2 separate regions of the Homo sapiens genome follow, and region 1 is linked to region 2. A link is a contact called in ENCODE Hi-C data. All regions are on one chromosome and are shown on one strand. The core of a region is the stretch at or near the end of the contact, and the rest is flanking DNA. Distances in the headings are between cores, read along the strand shown. Region 1 has its middle 11 kb from the start of MGAT3. Region 2 has its middle 8.6 kb from the start of PDGFB.

Region 1 (5,795 bases), core at 1,161-3,660, 190 kb before region 2:
GCCCTGCCAGGCACTCCCCACAAACTCACAGGACGACATTCCACAGGGTCACCGAAGGGAAGGCAGGGCTGGGAACCACGAGGCCCAGACAGGGGTGGTGTCAGGCCACGCAGAGCCCCTCTCCTGACTCCAGCACACCCTCCTCCTCTCCTCCACACCCAGCACCTGCCTTGGTGAAGGGGCCTTGAAACTCAGAGGTGGGGGCGTGGGCCCAGCCACACTGACTCTTGGCCTGTCCATCCTACAGCAACTTCAGGTCCCCAGGCCTGTCAGGGAGTTTCAGCCTCTGTCCTCACGGCCCCTGGGCCGAGTCATCACTCGGCAGCCACAAAGCCACAGGAAGGTGGGCAGGGGCTGGGCCTGGGAGGCGACCTTGGGAACATCCAGTCTATTTGTGATTGTCGGAACCCGAAAACCACAGACCCCAGGTGGCCAGCTAGGGGCCAGCGGTTACTCTGGTCCTTTTGATGGCCTGAAACTTAAATAAACCAGGGTGCTGCTGGAAGCCCTGTTCAGGGGTCCAGGCTGTCCAGCTGGACCTGGGCCAGCGAGTAGAACTGGAAGAAGAGAGAAATTCACTCAGGAAATCTGGGATCGGCCACAGGGTCTCCTGCTGGCGGTAGGAGGCTTAGCCACTGACCTTTAGCTCAAGCATGCTCTGAGGCTGGGGAACTGGCCAAATATGGTTCCACTGGGCCTCACACCTGTGACCTGGGTGAGGAGAGGGGCTTCAAGGTCATCTCCTGTGGCCCCAGTCTCATGCCACTGCTTACACACGTCCTGTGATGTGGCGCTCACTCTCTCACTCTATTATGTGACCACTTTGGCTGTTAGATACCCTAGAACCCGCTGCCTGGAACTGGGCAGAGCAAGCCAGCTTCTTCATTGGCACGGCGGTCCTCCAGACATTTGGCAAGGGTCCCTCCACCACTTCTCCTCCCAGGTTTTTTTTTTTTTTTTTTTTTTTTTGAGACGGAGTCTCACTCTGTCACCTAGGCCGGAGTGTGGTGGCTCGAACTTGGCTCACTGCAACCTCTGCCTCTCGGATTCAAGTGATTCTCCTTCCTCAGCCTCCCAAGTAGCTGGGACTACAGGCATGTGCCTCCACACCCAGCTAATTTTTTTTGTATTTTTAGTAGAGACAGGGTTTCACCATATTGGTCAGGCTGGTCTTGAACTCCTGACCTCGTTATCTGCCTGCCTTGGCCTCCCAAAGTGCTGGGATTACAGGTGTGAGCCACCGCGCCCGGCCTCCTCCCAGGTTCTTTAGCGCCTCCTCCTATGACATGGTTTCCAGACCTTTCCATCCCAGTTACTCTCCATTTGCCCTCCCCCGACATGTCCTGACTTGCATAGATGCACACAAAGGGTCTCTCACCTGCCTTGGCTGCCCTGCGCTCCGTTAACACGGCCTGCATCTGCGGCGAGAGCTCTGGCCACCACACACACTTCCTGCCAGTTGCTCTGCGAAGTGCAATGAACTGCAACTAGAAAGCTCAGGGGCTCAAACAAATTCAGGTTTAAAACAACCTCAGCCACACTATGGTATAGAAAAGGGAAGGAATAGGAGGCGGAGCACAGGCACTAGCGGAGCAGGTGCAGTTCGGGCTCCGGAAAGAGCACGGGGATGATAACCACAGAAGCAAACCCACATCACTGACCACGGGCTGGCATCATCCTGCATTGTCACGCCAGGCCGTGATGTTGGGCATGGCAGCTAACAAGACAGACCTGGGCTACCTGGGCCCAACTCCGAGATTCACTGACTCACTGTGTGACCTCAGGCAACTTGTTTGCCCTCTCTGTGCCTTCATTTCCTCATCTGTAAAGTGAGGAATGTCATAACAGACCCCGCCTGACAGGGCTGTTGGGAGGCTTGCATGAGTTGCTAGATGCAAAGTGCTTAGAACGGGGCCTGGCACAGAGCAATCGTGTCTGCCCTTCCTTTCTCCCCATTTTTCAGATAAGGAAACAGGCATGAAGCAGTGAAGTTAACTTTCCCAAGATCAGGCAGCTAATGAGTGGCAGCACCTGTGCTGGGAGGCCACTGAAAGGTTCACGAGGCCTCTAGGGGTTGGAGGAGAGGAAAGATCCACCCTGGTTTCCCCCCTGCTACCCTCAGTGAACATCACTGTCTGGGGACATTTGCTGCACTCCAGAGTCTGTGAGGCCGAGGCGGGGCCAGGGAGCGGCTGCTGTGTGGCGCCCTCCGCCTTTCGGAAACCCCAGGCAGGGCCAAGTGTTATCACCTGCAGGAGGAGCAGGCCCAGCTCATTCCCGGGAAAACACCCTCAGGGACGGGGACAGAGCCGGGGCCTCTGGAGGAAATGGCCTTTGGTTACGCTGGGGCCTGTCCAGAGCCCGCTTATCCTCCTCTACTCACCCCCAGCTGGGCCTCGAGCCTCCTGGGCCTCTTCTGCAAGCATGGGGATCACCATACACTCTGCTGCCCTGCCCCACTGGAGGCTGCCAGCAGTTAAGGACGGCTCTGAGGCTTGGGGTCCTTGGGTGGGAGATGTCTGCCAAGATGGCTGCAGGGTCCCCTCCCTCCCCGGCCCTGGCAGCATGTCCACCATTTTCCCCTCCCTGCAACCTGGGCAGGCCTGTGACTTGCTTTGCCCACTAGGATGAGGAAATGTCCAGGCTAGGCCTCAAGTGGCCTTGCAATGTCCTTTTCCTCCAGCTTGGAGGTCAGCAGCTATGGAGGGAAATCCAGGGGGAGAGCGGCCCTGGACCACACAGGGAAGAGAGGGGCCGCCTCCCCCAGCTGTTCCAGCCACCCCTGCCAGGCGTTGGGCCTGGGAGGGAGGCCAGGGGGCCGCCCCAGCCAACACCGCAGAGACAGTGACATGGCAGGCGGACCAGGCACAAGGCCTGCTCCCACCGGAGGTCTGGGTGAGTTACATCGCCTTTCCTAGATTTGGATCCCCCCAAAGAGGGACAGTAAAAGCACCAGCATGGTCTGGAGTGATGGTGCAGGATGAGCGAGCCTTGTGAGTGGTGCTTGTGACACTGGCCCAGGGGCTGTGTCGGAGAAACACCAGCCGTTTTCACTACTATTAGAGGCTTGGAGACGGCTGAATCCAGGCAGACCCTCCCCGGCTGGACAAAGTCTCCAGGGAACGGAGCAGCAGGATTCTAACAAGGGCTGCTGCTGTGGGGACACTTACTGTGGCCATGTCTCAGCATGAACCACATCACTTTTGAGCCTTCCACCGTCTCATGAGGGGTATGACGTAGCCCCCACTGACTGCAGCTGGCAGGAGAGAGACTGTTTCTAAATCAGGTCGGGATGAAAGTCACTCCTTCCTCACAGGGCCAACCCTCCAGCTCCTAGGAGGATTCAGGGCCCTGGTGATTCCTGCAGTGTTCTTGCCACCAAGCTCATCCTACAGGTGGACAAGCTGATGCTCAGAACTGGAAAGTGACTCGTCCAAGATCACACTGTGCTGCCATGCAATGTGATGGCCATGTGGAGCTGGTGGCCTGGTCCAGGCTGGCCAGGCTAGGACCAGACTCACAGCTCACAGCAGTCCTGACAAGGCTAGAGGGTCTGGAGCCATGGCCCTGAAGGCACAGAGAAGGCGCCCCGTGGATCCCTTCTCAGATTCCTCCTGTTATCCCCCTGGCGCGTGTTGCTGCTGGCTGTCAGAGGACGCGCTTAGGTTTCCTTGTTTGTTGTCTGTCTCTCCACTGGGCAGGGCCTTTCTTTGGTTCCCAATCAGAGCTGAGCGCACACTAAGTGCTCGATGCATATTCGCTGGAGGAATGATTGGATGTCGCTGGTCTGAGATGGATCAGATGGGGCCAGACTGGCAGTGGGGAGAGCTGGCAGAGGCGCTGGGAAACAGGGGAGGTAATGGTGGCTGGGGTGGAGATGGGAGGCTGGAAAGAGGAGATGAGACCTGCAGGACCAGGTGTTGTCTGGGATGTGGCATGGGGAGGGAGTTGTGGGGCTGACTCCCAGAGGTCTGATGGGGAAGGCTGCCCCTAGACTGCCCGCCCCGACAGCTGGGCTCAGAGGCTGGGTTCCAGGCGTGACATCACTAGGCAGAGGCCCTCAGCACCCTTCAGGCCCGGACTCGTGCCTCACCCTGAGATACGCCCATCCCCACCCCATCTCCTATTCCTCAAACTCTTGATCCCACTTCTGGGCCCAGGATGCCTGGGCCTCTTCCTGGAAGACTTCCCTGATTCTCCTGCTGCTTCTGCACCCTGCCCCCCAGTGATTTCTCCTTCTGCTAGCTCTTCATTCATTCATTCACTCACTTCATTACTCACTCAGGAAACAATTTCAAGACTGGCCCTATGTCCCCACGGAGACACAGAGATGACCCTGCTCCAAGGGAGACAGATTCAGAAGCCAAACCATGGCATGACTCAAATCCTAATGCTCTTAGAAAGAAAAAAATTCTCATGGATTCTGGGGTTGTCGTCAGTCATTTTTATCACAGTGTTTCTTAAATATGCGCAGACACCGAGCTAGGTGTAAAGCTCTTGTGTTTATGTTTGCCTCCAACATTAAAAACAAAGCAATGCTGGGAACGGTGGCTCATGCCTGTGATCCCAGCACTTTGGGAGGCCAAGGCGGGAGGATCACTTGAGGCCAGGAGTTCCAGATCAGCCTGGCTAACAAGGCGAAACCTTGTCTCTACTAAAAAATACAAAAATTAGCCTGCCTTGGTGGCGGGCGCCTGTAATCCCAGGTACTCAGGAGGCTGGGGCATGAGAATCGCTTGAACCTAGGAGACAAAGGTTGCAGTGAGCCTGAATCGTGCCACTGCACTCCAGCCAGGGCAACAGAGTGAGACTCTGTTTCAAAAAACAAAACCAAACCAAAGCAAATTTGCAAAATGAATATAAAAAAACATAGAGCCAATAAAAAATCAAATTAACAACAGGAAGAAATCTTGCTGGCTCTCACCACAGACAGGGCAGTCAGCAATCGAGGTGCCCAATGAGGGGCTGATTCTCTGGGGCCGGGTGGCTTTGACCAGTGTGGAGGCCAAGCAAGGCCTTGCTCCTCCCTGCAGGATCCTCTGTTCACGCCTACCCAGCCTGGGAGGCCTGGCTGAGGCAGTGCCTGGACGACACCTGGCCAAAGTCTCCCCGCATCTTTTCTCATTAGCTCCAGTGACTATGAAGTCTCAATGCCCTGGTCAGCACAAATCCACTGGGTAGCCAAACTTTAAAAAAGAAAAATGTGGTAAAATCTACGTAACACAAAATTTACCACTTTAACCAGTTTTTAGCACACAGTGTGGTGGCATTAGGTACATTCACCTTGTATGGTACCATCACCACCGTCCATCTCCAGAATGCTTTTTTTTTGAGACAGAGTCTCGCTCTGTCGCCCAGGGTGGAGTGCAGTGGCATGATCTCGGCTCGCTGCAACCTCTGCCTCCCGGGTTCAAACGATTCTTGTGCCTCAGCCACCTGAGTAGCTCAGATTACAGGTGTAAGCCACCATGCCCGACTAATTTTTGTATTTTTAGTAGAGACAGGGTTTTGCCATGTTGGCCAGACTGGTCTGGAACTCCTGACCTCAGGTGATCCACTCACCTTGGCTTTCCAAAGCACTGGGATTACAGGCGTGAGCCACCAAGCCAGCCTGGCCCAGCAGGATTTTCATCTTGCAAAACTGAAACTCTGCACCCATTAAATATTAACTCCCCATTCCCCTGCCCCCCAGCATCTGTCAATCCCATTCTACTTTCTGTCTCTGAATTTGACTACCATAAGTGCCTCGTCTGAGTGAGACCGTATAGTATTTGTCCTTTTGTGACTGCCTCATT
Region 2 (5,710 bases), core at 1,026-3,525:
GGCAGAGCAGGAGAGCAGGGGCTTCTGGGAGATGCTCAAGGCAGGAGTGTGGGGAGAGGGCTGTGGCTGGGGAGGATTGTGGGTGGGACCAGAGCGGGCACACCTGCCCGCAGGACGTAGGAGGGACCAGGGAAGGGACAGGGCAGACCGCCCCCACCCCCCAGGAACTAGGCATCTCTGGGCTGCCCCACCCCAACAGAAGCCTGGATGGGGCGACAGCACAGCCTCCAGACTGGGGGGAGCTAGGCCGAGGACAGCATCTCAGACGTGGTGTTCCTAAAAAGATACATCCTTCTCAGGTGGTCAGGTACCCCTCACTCCCTCCGGTCGAAGGTTTTCCAGGCAGAGCTCTGACTCACTGTGTGACCTTGGGCAAGACACATGCCCTCTCTGGGCCTCAGAGACTCATGACAGGGCTGAAACAGGCAAATCTTGAAGGCGCCTTCGAGCAAACGACTTAGGACACTTGGTTTTTATTGTTCCAAGATCTTGTGACTTTAGCCTCCTCCCTGGCCTCCCCTGTCCCATCTCTACACAGCGGCAACGGCTCTTTGTAAAACTGAGTCAGGGGGCTCCCCTGCTCAGCACCCTGGGGGAGGGAGTGCCTCTGGCTTCGTCCCCCTGCCCCTGTGCCTGCCCCGTCCCCTGCCTCCAGTGCACGGGCCCCTCCTGGACAACTTTCTTCTCTCCTGGGGCATCTGCCACTCACCCCTCCTCTGGCCCCACCCAGATCTTTCAATAGTTCTTTCTGGTCATCCAAGGCTCAGCTCAAATGTCAGAGAGGCCTTCCCTGACCCGTTTCCTAAACTTGTACCCTTCACCCACCCAGGGTTTGTGATCACATTTCTCTGATTTATTTGCTTTATAACATTTTCTCACAACCGGGGTCTTCTTGTTCATTTACTATTTACTTGCCGATTGTCCTTTTTGCCTCTGGACTGTCAACTCTGAGAGGGCAGGGACGCGTCTCCGGTACCCAGCTCTCGGCAGGCTCTCTCAGTCTTTCTGAATGAGTGACTCTGACACTGTGCGTTTCTCAGAACAAGCCCGAACTCCTGGTCCCTCAGCTCGAGATTCCTCCCTGGGGGCTCACTGCTCCCTCCCTCCGTGGCCTCCCCCATCCCAGGCTGGTGGCATGTTCCTGGGTCCTCAGCGCTGGGACAGGGTTGCCTCAGGCCCTGACCATGGGGCCCAGCAGCCCGGGGGCCTGGCAAGGCAGCACAGGGTGGGAAGGAGGGAAGGCCCATGTCCCCTGGTCCCCATGAAACCCCGTTCCCCAAGAGCAGGAGAGCAGTCCTGGGCCTGGAAACCCCCTTGGTCTGGCTGCTGGGGCAGGCAGTTCCGGGGTGACCTCATCGCCTTGAAAGGAGGGCAGCAGGGGCAGGAAACGGAGGACACATCAGAGAGACTAAATTTAGAGCGTTTGATTCAGCCCGGGCGGGACAATATTCCTGGAGTCCCCATTGTTTGTGAGGGGCCAGAGGGCAGGCTGCCCGTTGAATGCTGGGTCTGAGCCATGCCAAGCTGTCTGGGCATGCAGGGGTCGCGGGCGGTGGGTGCGGTGAACCCCCCACCTGGAGAGAAAGCTGGGCCAAGGGTCAGGGCAGATGAGGTGGGGTGCGAGCTCTGGGGGTGCTGCCCTTCTGATAAGGCCAAAGGTGTAGAGGGCGATGCCTCAAAGAGGAAGAGGGGTCTTTGCTCTCCTGATAACACGCCCTCTGCAGCGTGCCCCTCATAATAGCCAGGACAGGCGTTATCCTCCCCCTCCTCTGCCATTGCCCAGGCAGGGGTCTGAGGTTCGGCTGGGAGACTAAGTTGCTGAAGGCCACGTGGAGGATAATGCCCCAGCTCCCAGCCCAGGTCAGCAGCACCAGCTGTGCCCCCCGCCCTTTGTCCTACGACCAGGACAGGCCCTGCCCCCACACATCGCCCTGCTGCCCCCCACCAGGCCTAGCAGCTGCGGGTGGACAGGAGAGGGTGACTTGCCCTGCACAGACTCCAGAACCCATTGCCATGGCAACCTGGGGTCCAGGCTTGTGATGCTCTGGAGATGAGCCCGGAGCCGAGGACGTGGGTGAGGATGCAGGGGCGCTGGCTTTTGCCCCCTGGCCTGCGAGCACCAGAGATGGGCCAGCAGCCCGGCCAAGCTGCCTGGGCTGGTCACACTGGCTTGGCCGGAGGTCTTCCAGGGTGTCCTGTTTCTGTGCCCACGCTTCAGGCCACACTGCAGCGGGCGCCAGAGGAGGCTGCAGATTGTCCTGGATTCAGGGCCACCCTGGTGGGTGAAGGCTCTGCAGTCCCTGTGCTCAGGACCCTCCTGCTCCTGTCCAAGCCCCCTTCCTCCCTTCCCGCAAGTCCCACTGAGGCTCAGGGAACCCCTTGGGCCATCTGCCCTGGAAATGGGGAGAGGGGACTGGAAGTTCCAGTGGGCTGGTTCTGTCCACCACTGTGTGTCAGGCACAGGCAAAGGCCCCAGGGATGTTCAGAGCTCACCCCCGCCCTCCTTTCCTCTCTCCAGCTGCAGGAGGACCTGGGGAAGGAAGGCAGCCCCCACCCCGTGTATGCCAGATGAGTAAACCAAGGGTCTGAGCTGGGAAGAGGCCTGCCTGGGACCAGGCACAGGGCAGCAGCTTCACCCATCAGCCTGGGCCCTGCCCACTGCAGTCCCGGCCCCTCGCGGTCGCTCCCTGCAGCCCACTGCCCTGCCGGGGCGGCGGCCCGGGCGCTCGCTGCTCCTGTTGATTTCACGTCATGACTCATGTTATCATGTTCTCAGGAGCTGAGTAACCACCTGGGTTATTTATACCCTGGCTTGGCAGGCTTCCTTCCCTCCTCCCAGAACTCGGGCAGGGAGGACGGGGTGGGGGTGGGGAGGAACCTGGGAGGGGGACGTGGACTAGAAGAAGGCAGCTGAGCACCCCCACGTCCCCTCCCCTGGGGCACCACCCCCGTAAGGCACCCCAAAATAACCATGCCTATTTCAGCATAACAGGATGGGCCTGCCTCGATGGCATGGACCTATAGGTGTTATGATGGTCTGGGGAGGGGGGAGTTCCTTTCCCGAGCGAGTCACCCGTCTGGAAAAATAAAGAAGGAAAAAGCTGAAAAATTTTCCTTCCATCAAAACAGGAAGGAGCTGGGGAGGGGGATGGACAGGGAGATGAGGCTTGGAGGCTGAGGTGCATCCTCCCCTCCCCCACTGGTGGTCTTTAGGGAAGGGAAGCCCCGGCGCCTGGGGTCTCTAGCCTGCTCGGCTGGGGCCGGCGCCCTGGGTGTCTCCCGAGTGGGACATTGCTGGCTGCCAGGGGGTGTTTTCATCCTCCCTTCCTCCCGGGCCAGTGTACATTGGTTTACACCCACAATGCCTGTGTGCACGCAGGCCCCCCAGTCGCCCTTCACACCGCATCACACAGGCACGCTCACCCTCCCTGCACGCCCCCACCAGATCCCACATGGGAAAATATCTCACTCACACTGGTGGGTGGGATGGGGGGATCTGTCTTTCTGGCTTAATTCATTCTTCCCTCCCTTTGAGCACTTTCCTGGGAGTGCTGTGACTTCAGTTCAAACCCAGCTCCACCTCTAACCAACAGGGTGATGTTAGAGAAGTCACTTTCCCTCTCTGAGCCTCAGTTTTCCCATCTGTAAGAGGGGTATGATCCTTCCCATGCCGCTTGCTTCCCTTTGAGGCAGATTGTGCGACTGAATGAGGTTTGTGCCTCAGGTGCCTCAGCCAAGTGGGAGGAAGGTAACCACAGCTCCCATGTATGGAGTGCTCCGTTTGTGCCAACCCCCTTCATTCATTTGCTAGCTTAACCCCATTACCAAATGGGACAGGTTCCAGAATCACACTCACCCAGGGTCCCACAGCTGGGAGGGGGCGTGGTGAGCACTGTCGTTATCCAAGGAAGAACAGGGAGGTCCCCTGGTGCCCCAAGGGGGAAGGGGCAGAGGAAAGCCCATCCTCCATGGAACACCCCTTCCACCTGGGACCATCGATGATAACTCTGTGGCTTCAGCAGGGACGTGCCCCATGGCCAGAGCACATCTGTGCCCGGGGAGCACGTACTATGCCCATGGCTGCGGTGGTTCCTATTAAGACTCTTAGTCACTCATGCCGGCTGCCCTCTGTTTGCTTATTGACTTATATAACCACGGCCCCAGGGTGTTTATACAGTCGTCTGGGTCTTTCCGACTGTCTACCTGCCTGCCTGCTTTGGCCTGTAAGCCCCCCCTAGGGCAGGGGGCTCCAGAGAGGTGAGCTGGTGGTGGAATGGCCAATTCTTCCCGAGGATAACTCCGGAGGCGTGCCATGCACGTCCGCACACACTCCCCACAATCAGATCGTGTCTGGATACCCATTCTACAGACGACGACACCGAGGCTGCGGACGTTGTTCCTCCAGGCCCAGGACTCAGTTTTCATGCCTGTAAAATGGGGATAACGTATTTTTCTCTCCCTGGATTGTTGGGTGGTTCAGTGAGTTAATGTATGAGTTTGAAACATATAAAATCACAGTGTTTAACTTTTTAAAAAGTACTTTTTTTTAGTACAGTTTTCAATTCACGGCAGCAGTGAGAGGAAGGCACAGAGATAGCCCATGGGAATCTATGGGTGAGTGAGGGTGAGGCCCCAGTGAACTGGGCGGGTGTGTTTTCATCTTTGCCTGCCTGGCAGATGGGTAGAGAAGTGCAGGGCAGGGATGTTGGCACTGAGCTGCCTGGGTTCAAGTCCTGGCTCTGCCCTCAGCCATCCCTGACTTTGGCAGAGCTGTTGTGGACCTTGGTTTCCCCATTTGTGAAATGGGGGTGGCAAGAGCTCCTCTCATGCCCACGTGTCGTGCAGCTCAAATGAGTTATTGCACCTACAGGTGCAGAGCCGGCTGCCCAACTGCACGGCCAAGGCTACACAGAGTTTGCTCTTATGAATACTGGTGGAAAGTTTGTGACTTTTAGTTTTTTTTGAAGCAGAGTCTCACTCTGTTGCCCAGACTGGAGTGCAGTGGTGTGATCATGGCTCGCTGCATCCTCGACCTCCTTGGCTCAGGCGATCCTCCCGCCTCAGCCTCCTGAGTAGCTGGGACTACAGATGCACGCTACCACACCAGGCTGATTTTTGTATTATTACTATTTTTTTTGTAGCGATGGGGTTTTGCTGTGTTGCCCATGCTGGACTCCAACTCCTGGGCTCCAGTGATCCGCCTGCTTTGGTCCCCCAAAGTGCTGGGATTATGGGTGTGAGCCACTGCTCCTGCCTAAGTTTGTGACTTTTATACTGTGGCTGGCTTCCCATTCTTTTGATAGGCTCACCATGCTTCCTGCAGTTACAAGCAGTCTCCTCTAGCAAGCTGGGATCCCCACCAAGAGGGGTGCCCGCTCACTGCCTGTCCGTCTCTGCTTCCCAGCTCCATCCCTTCCAGAATCCTCAGTCAAACTCTTAGAAAGCGACTGAAAGGATGCCCTGATTTGGAAAGGGCTGGCTAACCCATACCTATTCCATCGTTTCCCACCTGTGGACCCACCACAAGCAAATGGCTTCTGTCTCTGGGGTGGGGGTGGACCCGGGGCCCCCCCGAATCCTTGGGCCCACTGCCTCCAGCCCTGCATAGCCTCTCCATGTAGTCCGTATAATTTTGTATGTATGCATCATGGCATGAAGAAGGCTAGGCAGCTGCCATCTAGGCACACAGGGAGGCATCGTGTGGCTGGGA

What was found. Hi-C counts contacts between places; a loop is a spot of excess contacts on that map. Pooled maps may share reads with other maps.
Region 1: a loop to region 2 is called in a pooled map, with 2.4 times the contacts of the local background. The contact joins two enhancer-like sites. A Hi-C loop is called at or near these places in 6 of 37 single-sample maps with no recorded cell type and 3 of 50 pooled maps.

The regions. Positions count from the first base shown.
Region 1 is chr22:39,442,881-39,448,675 of GRCh38, reverse strand. No RefSeq gene overlaps it. Among named protein-coding and RNA genes, the nearest start is that of MGAT3, 11 kb to the left of the region's middle. RefSeq lists enhancers at 1-516, 1,242-1,431, 1,662-1,711 and a silencer at 826-1,017. Within about 2 kb of position 2,410, at least 9 of the 41 ENCODE cell types and tissues checked have a DNase peak (open chromatin) inside an H3K27ac peak, as active enhancers do.
Region 2 is chr22:39,250,681-39,256,390 of GRCh38, reverse strand. No RefSeq gene overlaps it. Among named protein-coding and RNA genes, the nearest start is that of PDGFB, 8.6 kb to the right of the region's middle. RefSeq lists enhancers at 685-1,463, 1,247-1,496, 1,253-1,547, 1,464-2,242 and a silencer at 2,718-2,767. Within about 2 kb of position 2,275, at least 22 of the 41 ENCODE cell types and tissues checked have a DNase peak (open chromatin) inside an H3K27ac peak, as active enhancers do.